Regions from separate parts of the Mus musculus genome. Here region 1 is linked to region 2. The links are chromatin contacts, found by Hi-C in ENCODE. All regions are on one chromosome and are shown on one strand. Each heading gives the region's core, a stretch centred on a gene start or an enhancer-like site at or near the end of the contact. The rest is flanking DNA. Distances are from core to core; before and after follow the strand shown.

Region 1 (4,851 bases), core at 472-2,971, 130 kb after region 2:
GCACTACTGGTGGTCACTGTGAAAGAAAGAAGGAGCAGCTGCCGGCTGGGGTTTCAAAAAGTGTTGGGTGCATAGTAGTTGCTCAATAATCACTCATTAAATTAAATGCACTTGAACATTTATCAATTTTCTAAGGAAATATTTTAGATTCATAGTGTGTGTGTGTGTGTGTGTGTGTGTGTGACAGGGTGGTAACGCAAGGAGAGGCATTGTAGGCTAAGCTTAAAAAAAACAACGAACAGAAAGTTCTTCTACATTAAAAGCGTTTCTTGGGGGCCATTGGGTCTTTAGTCTCAGCACTCCAGAGGCAGAGGTAGGTGGATCTCTGTGAGTTCAAGGCCAGCCTCGTCTACAGTGTGTTGCAGGACAGCCGTGGCTATGTAGAAAGAAGTATTCCTGGGTTTTAAGAGCTGGCTTGGGGCTGGAGAGATGGCTCAGTGGGTAAGAGCACCCAACTGCTCTTCCGAAGGTCCTGAGTTCAAATCCCAGCAACCACATGGTGGCTCACAACCATCCTTAATGAGATCTGACTCCCTCTTCTGGAGTGTCTGAAGACAGCTACAGTGTACTTACATATAATAAAAATAAAATAAATTAAAAAAAAAAAAGAGCTGGCTCAGGAGTTAAGAGTTCAAACAGCTCTTGCAGAGAGGCAGGGTTTGTTTTCCAGCAGCCTTGTTGATGAACTCACGACCTCTGTGACTCCAGCTCCCGAGGGTCTGAAGCCCTGCTCTAGCGCCCGAGGGAACCTACACACACGTGCGCATGCCCACACACAGATACAGCCACACACGCAATTAAAAAGAAAGTAAGTCTCTAAAAATATTATTTTTGCGCTGAATGTGATAGTCCATGCCTCTAATTCCAACACCTGGGAGTCTGAGGCAGGAGAATCAAAGTGATTTCAAGGCCAAAATGGGCTACATACAGTGAGTTCCAGATCAGCCTGAGCTATGGGTGAGACCCTGCCTCAAACAATAAAACAAATCTTTCACGAGAACTCTTTTTACTACAAACGGCTTTGGCTATCCTGTATTGTCTGACTGTCTGTAGGCATAAGTGCTAATTATTTTCTTATTTTAAAATTATCTTTCTGTAAAAAGCAATCGGCTTTTAGGCTTACAGTTTTAGTCTAAAAGAAGGACAGTTTGTATAGTACCTGGTCACAGCTGCATAAACGTTTTCTTTAAAACTTCACACTCTTTGCTTCTTTAAAACTGAGGGTAGGGGGTTGTTAGGAAACAGTGTGTCAACAGTTTCTTTCTTACAAAAAAAAAAAAATCGGTTGGATTGCCTGTTGTATAGGCAGTGTCTTTTGTTTAAAAAAAAAAAAAAGTTTTAACTCCACAGTGGAAAAACTAACATTGTCACTAGGATATGACGAAACCATGGAGAAGAACTAGAGATCTCGAGGCTCGGCAGAATGGCCGGCGGCATCTGGTCCCAGGCCCTTTCTCAACAGCCTTGTATGCCCTATTCAGAACGATTGTTGGCATGATGTAGACAAATTGACGCAAATTAGTTTAGCACGGGCTAGGCAAAGTTTAAGCTTGTTGAGCAACACACGTGGACCACATAGCAACAGCTCCCAACCCTGTGCACAAGTGCTGGATGCGAAGTTGGCCAGGACCCTGCTCAGCCAGAATGAAAGCGAATTGCAAATCACTGGTCAGGCCTCGGAAAGAAGACAAGGGGAGGGGGCAGGAAGCTGGCAGTGGAGACCGGAGCCCCCACACTGACCCTGAAGGCCCGGGTACAGAAAAAAATGTCTCCTGAAAGTGCCGCTGGCTATGCCTAACCCCCTCTCCCCCCAGCCTCCGGTTATTTCACAGCCACAAATCCTCAAAGGACTGGCCCCAAAGATTAAGGGGATTCCGCCACTTTCCTCTTTACTTTGGATTCAGATATTTCAAGACAATTCCTTTGGGGCTAGTGTCACACAGACCACCTAGAGGGACTTTCTAATTGTATTTACAGTAATTTAATTACACCAGGGACAGCTTCAGAAGGCAGGATTTACCAAGATCGATACTGTGGGTGCCGCTGGTAGGGTTTCGGATCTGTTAAATCAACAGGAAGAAGAAGGGGGGGGCACTTCAGAGCGTAGAAACCTTTGTAGATTTCCTTTTGGGGAGCACGGCTGGGTGGGTGGGTGATGGAGACGTTTGCCTGGGGTCAACAGCGTTCACGCTTTTGTTCACATTACTCTAGATTCTGTGCGTGAATTCTGCCCGCCTGCTCCCCACCCCCGCTTGCACCGCAGACAGGGCACCAGAAGTCAGCCTGCATTTAGTTCAACTATCTCTGGGTCTTGGGACTTGGTGAGCAGTTTCTCTCCAGCAGCAGAACTGAGTGGGAAACAGAAAGACACTTATTTGCATCCTCCTTCTTTTGAATTGTCATTTTCCAAACAAACAAACAAACAAAAACAAAACAAAACAAAAAGCTTTTACACAAAACATTAAAAAAATTTCCAATGTACCTATATGTAAAAAAAAAAATGCCGTAAATATTAAATCATTAAAAAGCAGGTGATCTGCATGCAATTCTGCTTTTAGATTGTTTGAGTAACTGGTCAGGTAAACTTGATGGCTGCTGCCTTTCCTTCTGGAGGGGTCTCGGCCTTCCCTTTTGAAATGGGAGGGAAGAGCCTGCCTTGATCCGGAGCTGGTCGGGGACTAAAAGCAGCACGCGCTTCTACTGCCCTCTAGCAGTCTGCCTGGGTTTATTAGCATCTAGATCTTTCTGAGGCACTCCAAGCGGGTCTCGGTGGAGGGGTGACAGCAGGAACACTAACTTCACTGGATATGTGCACATCTTCTAAGCTCTTAAATACATTCCGAGCAACGGGAATAAATATACAAACAAACACTTATGCGCTGAAAAAAAGTAGTCACGAAGATAATATACAGGGCATGATAGTTGAGGAGCGAATGGGAACCCTAGGGAGGAAAGAGAGGGAACGACCATGGTCAAAGCACAGGATACATGCACCTATACCTTAATAAAATCAGTATTGGGTAGAACGAATAAGAAACACGTTAAAAAAGAATGCTAGGGAACATTAAGAAGAATAGTTAAATAATCATATGCAATTTGACCTGGAACTATTTCTTTTTTTAAAATTAAACTATTTTATTTATTTACATTCCAAATGTTGCCCCCGCTTCCTGGTCTCCCCTCCCGAGTTCTTCACCCTCCTCTTTGCCTCTGAGAGAGTACTCTTCCACCCACCCACACCCTCCCTCACCCACACCTCCCCTTCCCCCATGATCCCCCTTCCTTAGGGCATCAAGTCTCTACAGGATTAGGCACATCCTCTCCCACTGAGGCCAGACAAGGCAGTCCTCTGCTACATATGTGCAGGGGGCTTGGACCAGCCCGTGTATGCTCTTTGGTTGGTGGTTTAGTCTCTGGGAGCTCCCAGGTGTCTGGGTTAGTTGGCACTGTTGGTCTTCCTATGGGGTTGCCCTCCCCTTCAGCTCCTTCAGTCCTTCCCCTAACTCTTTCTTAGGGGTCCCCGACCTCAGGACTTGGAACTATTTCTATCATGAACGAATGAATAAATGGTTTGGATTTGAGATCATAATAAGATAGTGAGGCTATGTTGCTGCTTTTGTCAAATAGAGAATGTTTTAAAAGTGGGGCAGGAAAGGAGATCTGCACACTGAGGGCCATCAATGTTTACTGTATAAGTCTATGAGGTGAGCCCTCCCCTCCCCCAATGAAATCTCCATTCAAAGTAGCAAGTATCTTCAGCTGTGTTTTACATCTGCTCGAGCAGCAGAATTCAAATTAAATGTGATGTTATGTGCACAGACTTCTCTCCCTGCATCTTTCCCCAGCTCTGTCCTGACAAAGGGATAGGTTGTGCTCTTTGTTTTTATGTCACCCGCAGGTTTCCATACATTAAAGGTATTGAAGTAAACGCTAACACCAAAGTGCGATTTGCCTGCTTGGTTGGCTCAACCGTTGTGAAGAAATCATGAGACACTGCCACCTGTTGGAGATGCCATGAATTATTTGCATTTTAGGCAAAACAATTTCCAGGTTCAAATTCAAAATCAGCTGTGGTCTCCTGATGAACTTACATGATGTTGAGTGTCTCCATTTTAACCCCTATGTCTCTCTGTCTGCTTTGTATCTTCTGATAGTCTTCACCATAGCTAAGTGCAGTGTGTGTACCTGCAGTCCCTGAAATCCAGCAGTTGAGGCCGAAGGATCCAGATAACCCAGGGACATCCTTGGCCTCATAGTGAGTCAACCCGGGCTAGATGAGACCCTGCCTCAAAAAAGAAAAACACCGTGTGTGTGTGTGTGTGTGTGTGTGTGTGTGTTTGTTGGGGGGGGGGGGGTTGGATTCACTGCTTCTCGGTCACGTGACACATGACACGTGACATGGGCTGCTTCCCTGTTCCACTTCATCACAGGCCCAGAAATACAAACCCAGACTACCATGGACTCATGGATTTGCAGTTTACTCATTTTGTTTACACTATCCTAAATGGATTTACATTTGCTGGGTGAACTTGTTGCCTTTGTATGTGAACATTGATGCTACTGGCAGCCTTACAGACAGCTCTTCTTGTTTATAGCCACTTTTCTGTTGGTTCTCTTTGGTTTCCTGAGTTAAAATTATTAGCAGTTACAAGTGTATGAGTCATACTCCTTTTCTTCCCCAACGTATAACTTTTGTTTTCTTGTATTTACAACTGTGATGAGTGTGGTGAGTAGCTTGGACTATTTTGCAGCTTTAGTGTAATGCTTCCATGAAACACACAGTTGGAGCTTTTGTGTTTTTGTTTTGAAATACATGCATGGCTGTGTGTGTGTGTGTGTGTGTGTGTGCAC
Region 2 (4,423 bases), core at 1,902-4,401:
TTAACTATTGACTTTGGATAAGTCACTTAAGTTTTCTGCGACTAGAGTCTCATCAGTGGTTAAAGAGTGACTGGAGTTAGAGTCAAAGATACTTGGATTCATAAAAATCAGAATATAAGCACAAGATTATTTTAAAAAAAAGCAATTTCCTAAGCTATTAATTCATTCAACTCCACATTTTGTTTTCTTTTTTAGAAATACAGAATTGGAGACTAAAAATATAGCCTATTTCTGCTAAACAGACATTTCAAAGATGTGTAAGAGCCCTCATTTTTTAAAGAAAAATATCTTTACTGGAATACTTTCTACTTATTCTCTTCAGGAGGCCTTGGCTACTGTACTGGATGGTTTTATGTCAACTTGACACAAGCAAGGGCCATCAGAGAGGAAGGAGCCTCAGTTGAGAAAGATGTCTCAGTAAGACCCAGTGGTAAGGCATTTTCTCAATTAGTGATCAATGGGGAGGTCCTGTCCAATTGTGGATGGTGCCATCCCTGGGCTGGTAGTCCTGGGTTTTATAAGCAGGCTGAGCATAAAGCAAGCCACAAGCAGCACCCCTTCATGACCTCTGCATCAGCTCCTGACTCCAGGTTCTTGTCCTGGCTTCCTTTGGTGATGAGCAGCAATGTGGAAGTATAAGCTGAATAAACCCTTTCCTCCCCAACTTGCTTTTGGGTCTTGGTGTTTCCTTGCAGCAACAGAAACTCTAAGATGACACCCAAATAAAGAATTACCCAAGTAGGACTTCATGAAATACTGGACAGATTCGCTAGAGTTCCAGTTTTTTACTTAACTCATCTGGACCTGTTCTCTATAAAATGGAAACAGTGCCTTTGCCAATGGTACATTAGGTGTTGTTTCAGTGACTTATTTAAACTGTTAAACCTATTAAAAGTGGGAAGTAAATGTTTTGTAAACCTAAAGAATTGCTAGATATTTTAATATTCGGGTTGTAGTTTACAGGACCTTTCTTAGAAGTATTCTCTTTTGAGAGTCATATTAAAATCTTTCTGACCTAATTTATTACAGATAAATTATTCATCTTTTTACATACTTCGGATCTGGAATGTCTGGGCCCATTTGTTTAAGGCTTGGTCCCCAATCCATGATACTGTTGGGAAGTGGTGAGACCTTTACTTAAGCAGAGAGAGTTAGGTCCACAGCAGCGTGCTATTGCTATTGGAGGGAATATCGGGCCCTCGCTCTTTCCTGGATCTTTGCCTTCCAGCTGCCATGGAGTGAGCAGGTTTTTCTACTATGCCCTGTCAGGGAGCCATGAGGTACACTCTGGTCACAGGGAATAACACCAAGGAGCCATGGACAGAACCAAACGAATCTCTCTCTTTACTGATTGGCTTCAGCATCTGTTTCAATAACAACAAACAAAACCACAATCGTCTCCTGCTCTTCAATGACTGTTCAGCTGCATGGTCAATAAAATACTGGCTTCATGAAAAGTATAATCATCAGAAAATCCAAGCTCCATGGGCTCGGCGTCTACACTGTTTAAATCTCCCCAGATCTACTACAGGGTAACAGAAACCCAAGAAGATGAGTAAACACTTGTACATCTCTCCTTCCTCTTCAGCAAAGCTTAAGAGGCCCACGGGGAAGGCAACAAGGATGATTACTTGAGGGTAAAACGCTTGGAAATTTCTTGCAGAATTCATCTATTCTCTATGAGAGAGCCTGGGAGTGCAGAACAGGCTCCAGGTCCAAACTTAATATAAAAACTATGCATTTTAAATTTTCAAGACTGCTCATTTTAAAACAAGAACAGCAGGGCTGTTCATGGTGATGTCCACAAGAACAGACCACCCAGTAAGGTTGGGACTTGTTTTGGGAGCCACTGTATCCACACTGTATTGGATAATGCCCAGCAATGCACAAATTCTCAAATATTTAATTTTTTGAGATGTTGAGTGAACCCAGATGAAATGTAAGTGGCTGGCACAGAACTAACACTTGGAGAATATGTGCCTCCATCACCACTGACTCCATGGATACTCTGGTTGTGTGATATTTACATCTTTGGGAACGACCTGGATTCAAATCTCAACTTTCTCAATTACTAAGTGCAGAGCTAATTTCCCTGGGTTCAAATCCCAGGTATGCCTCATTAATTCTGAGCTTCAATTTCTTCATCTGGAAAATAGAAATAAAATATATATGTATATATGTACATACACACACACACACATATACATACATATAATATAAAATTATATATACATAATCTAATAATCTATCTCCAAATAATATCTATATAGATATATAGATCTCTCCAAATTTCTTTATCTGTTGTGATTCCTTAGGGTTCCACAAAGAACTGTGTTCAATTTCCCATGTTGCTGTAGCCTAGTGCATAACAGGACTGCAACCGGGTGAGGAGGGTGAGCATTCCAGAGACGGAAACCGCTAACTGAGCATAGAGGGAACTCAACCTGGCGCTGACAGCCACTACCAAGGGTCGGCCGTTTCGCCATCGTCAGTAAGTCCAACCAGCCGCGTCTAAGTGCAGGTCAGAAAAAAGAAAAAAATAAAAACCAAAAAAAAAAAAAAAAAAACCCAAAAACAAAAAACCCAGTTAAACCCCAGTTTAGACCCTCCCACCAACGAAGGGTCCCTCCGCCTCTGGCCTCCAGCGGTCGCAGGATTCTGGTTTCCGGCCTTTAGGGAACTACATTTTCCAGCATGCCCTCTGGAAAGAGGGAAGTCTTTTGCACTGGATGACTACCAATTCCGGCATGCTATTCAGTTCACTAATAACTCAGATGACAGCGTGGGATGAGCCCATTGCATGTCGGGAATTGTAGTGTAGAAGCGGTAGGCTCGCAGATGGGCGGGGAACAGCCCGCCAGTTCTCGTCCGCTATGGGGGAATGATTCATAGAGTGTTAGGAGAGACAGTTCTGCTCGTGGAAGCCCGCTGCGAAGCCCAACTCTTCCCCAAGGCTGGCAGACCTAGGGGAGTAGGCAGGGCCTGGGCCTGACTCAGTCTCTGGTGGCTCCTCAGGCCTCCACCAAGCCCCGGGCCTTGTCAGGGGAGGCCTCCGGGCGCCGGTTGCTGGGGGAGCGGTGACGTCGCGGGGTGAAAGTTGAGGGGCGGTGACGTAGGGCCTGCCCGGGCGGAGGCTGGCGGGTTGGAGGCTGGAGGGAGGGAGGGAAGGAGGGAAGGAAGGAAGCTGGGAAGGAGCGAGGTAGCGGGGGCGCGAGGCGTTTACCTGGGAGGCAGCGGCTGGGGCGCGCACAGCGGCTGCGGCTCCCCCGCACCTGCGGCCATGGATGAAGAGCGCGCCCTCTACATCGTCCGGGCCGGCGAGGCGGGGGCTATCGAGCGGGTCCTGAGGGATTACAGCGACAAGGTAAAGAACTCTGGCCCCGGGCGTTCGCTGTCTTGTCCCCCCTCCCCCCGGGCCGCCTTCGGGGCTTGCACTTCGCATCCTCCCCATCCCCCTCATTCCGGGGATGCGCATTGCTCTCCCCCGAAAACGTTTCCGGCTTGGGCATGCGTGTTTGTGCCCCCAGCCTTTCCCACTCGTTCATCCTGCATCTACCCATTGCCTCCACTATAATGCCCACTCCGATTTCTGGCCCAGCAGCCTGTCCTGTGGTCTTCTTCCTAAACGTGCAAGGCACACCCCCAGAATCTGTAGATGCGCGGCTGCCCAGTGCCCCGTTCCTGGATGCATAAAATGCATGCGAGGCTTTCTCACCTGTATAGTGTGAAAATACATGCTTCTCTGCATAAACACGGCCCTTGTCATGCACAAAACATATCAGCAACGATGGCAGGTCTTTGTGTACCTGTACCATTGTATGGTTTACCAGGCATTGATGTCTTTTATGTGATCTCCTTTGATATCCTCCAAGTGCTTATAAAGTAGATGGTATCAACCTTCCCATTTCATAGATGAGGAAACCGAGGTGCAAAGAACTGAAATCACGCCCCAAGGTCATGGACATATGTTGCAAGTGGGTAGAAAATCCAACTCCTAATAATACCTGTTATTTGTATCGCATTAACAGCTTTTCTGTTCATTATCTCATTTAATCTTGACAGCAATCCTGTGAGGTATTATCTGTGTTTTGCAATGGAGCCTCCAGATGGGCTAAGTAACTAGCCCAAGGTCATTCCTGGGAGCCAGAGCCTTCCCACCTAGGTTTTCAAACTATCCATTCACTGGTCTTTTGCTACAGTGATCGGTATCTTATTATTAATACCACTTTCATCTCTGGAGGAGCTCTCTCTCCAAGTACCATTAGATCTTCCTTTTCCTTTCAGCAGTTTCTCATGTTTGCTTTAATAAGTAGCCTACCTAACACCTTTAGGCTGTTTGGGAGACTTGTATGACTCTCTTCTCTGAAGACCCATCCATCACCAAGTTACACCATATACCTAACAGGTACCTTACTGTTCCTTT

The links. A loop is a pair of places that touch in the nucleus more often than their neighbours do.
Region 1: a loop to region 2 is called in a map of heart, with 2.0 times the contacts of the local background. The contact joins the enhancer-like site here to the promoter of Ric8b in region 2. A Hi-C loop is called at or near these places in 4 of 37 maps with a recorded cell type or tissue (gastrocnemius, heart and left cerebral cortex).

The regions. Positions count from the first base shown.
Region 1 is chr10:85,042,815-85,047,665 of GRCm38, forward strand. No RefSeq gene overlaps it. Among named protein-coding and RNA genes, the nearest start is that of Gm34633, 41 kb to the left of the region's middle. Within about 2 kb of position 1,722, at least 1 of the 3 ENCODE cell types and tissues checked has a DNase peak (open chromatin) inside an H3K27ac peak, as active enhancers do; it is heart, where a contact is called at or near this core.
Region 2 is chr10:84,914,462-84,918,884 of GRCm38, forward strand. It overlaps Ric8b (RIC8 guanine nucleotide exchange factor B), which reads left to right and starts at 3,152. Exons shown (of 10, transcript NM_183172.2): 1 at 3,152-3,364. The coding sequence starts at 3,281.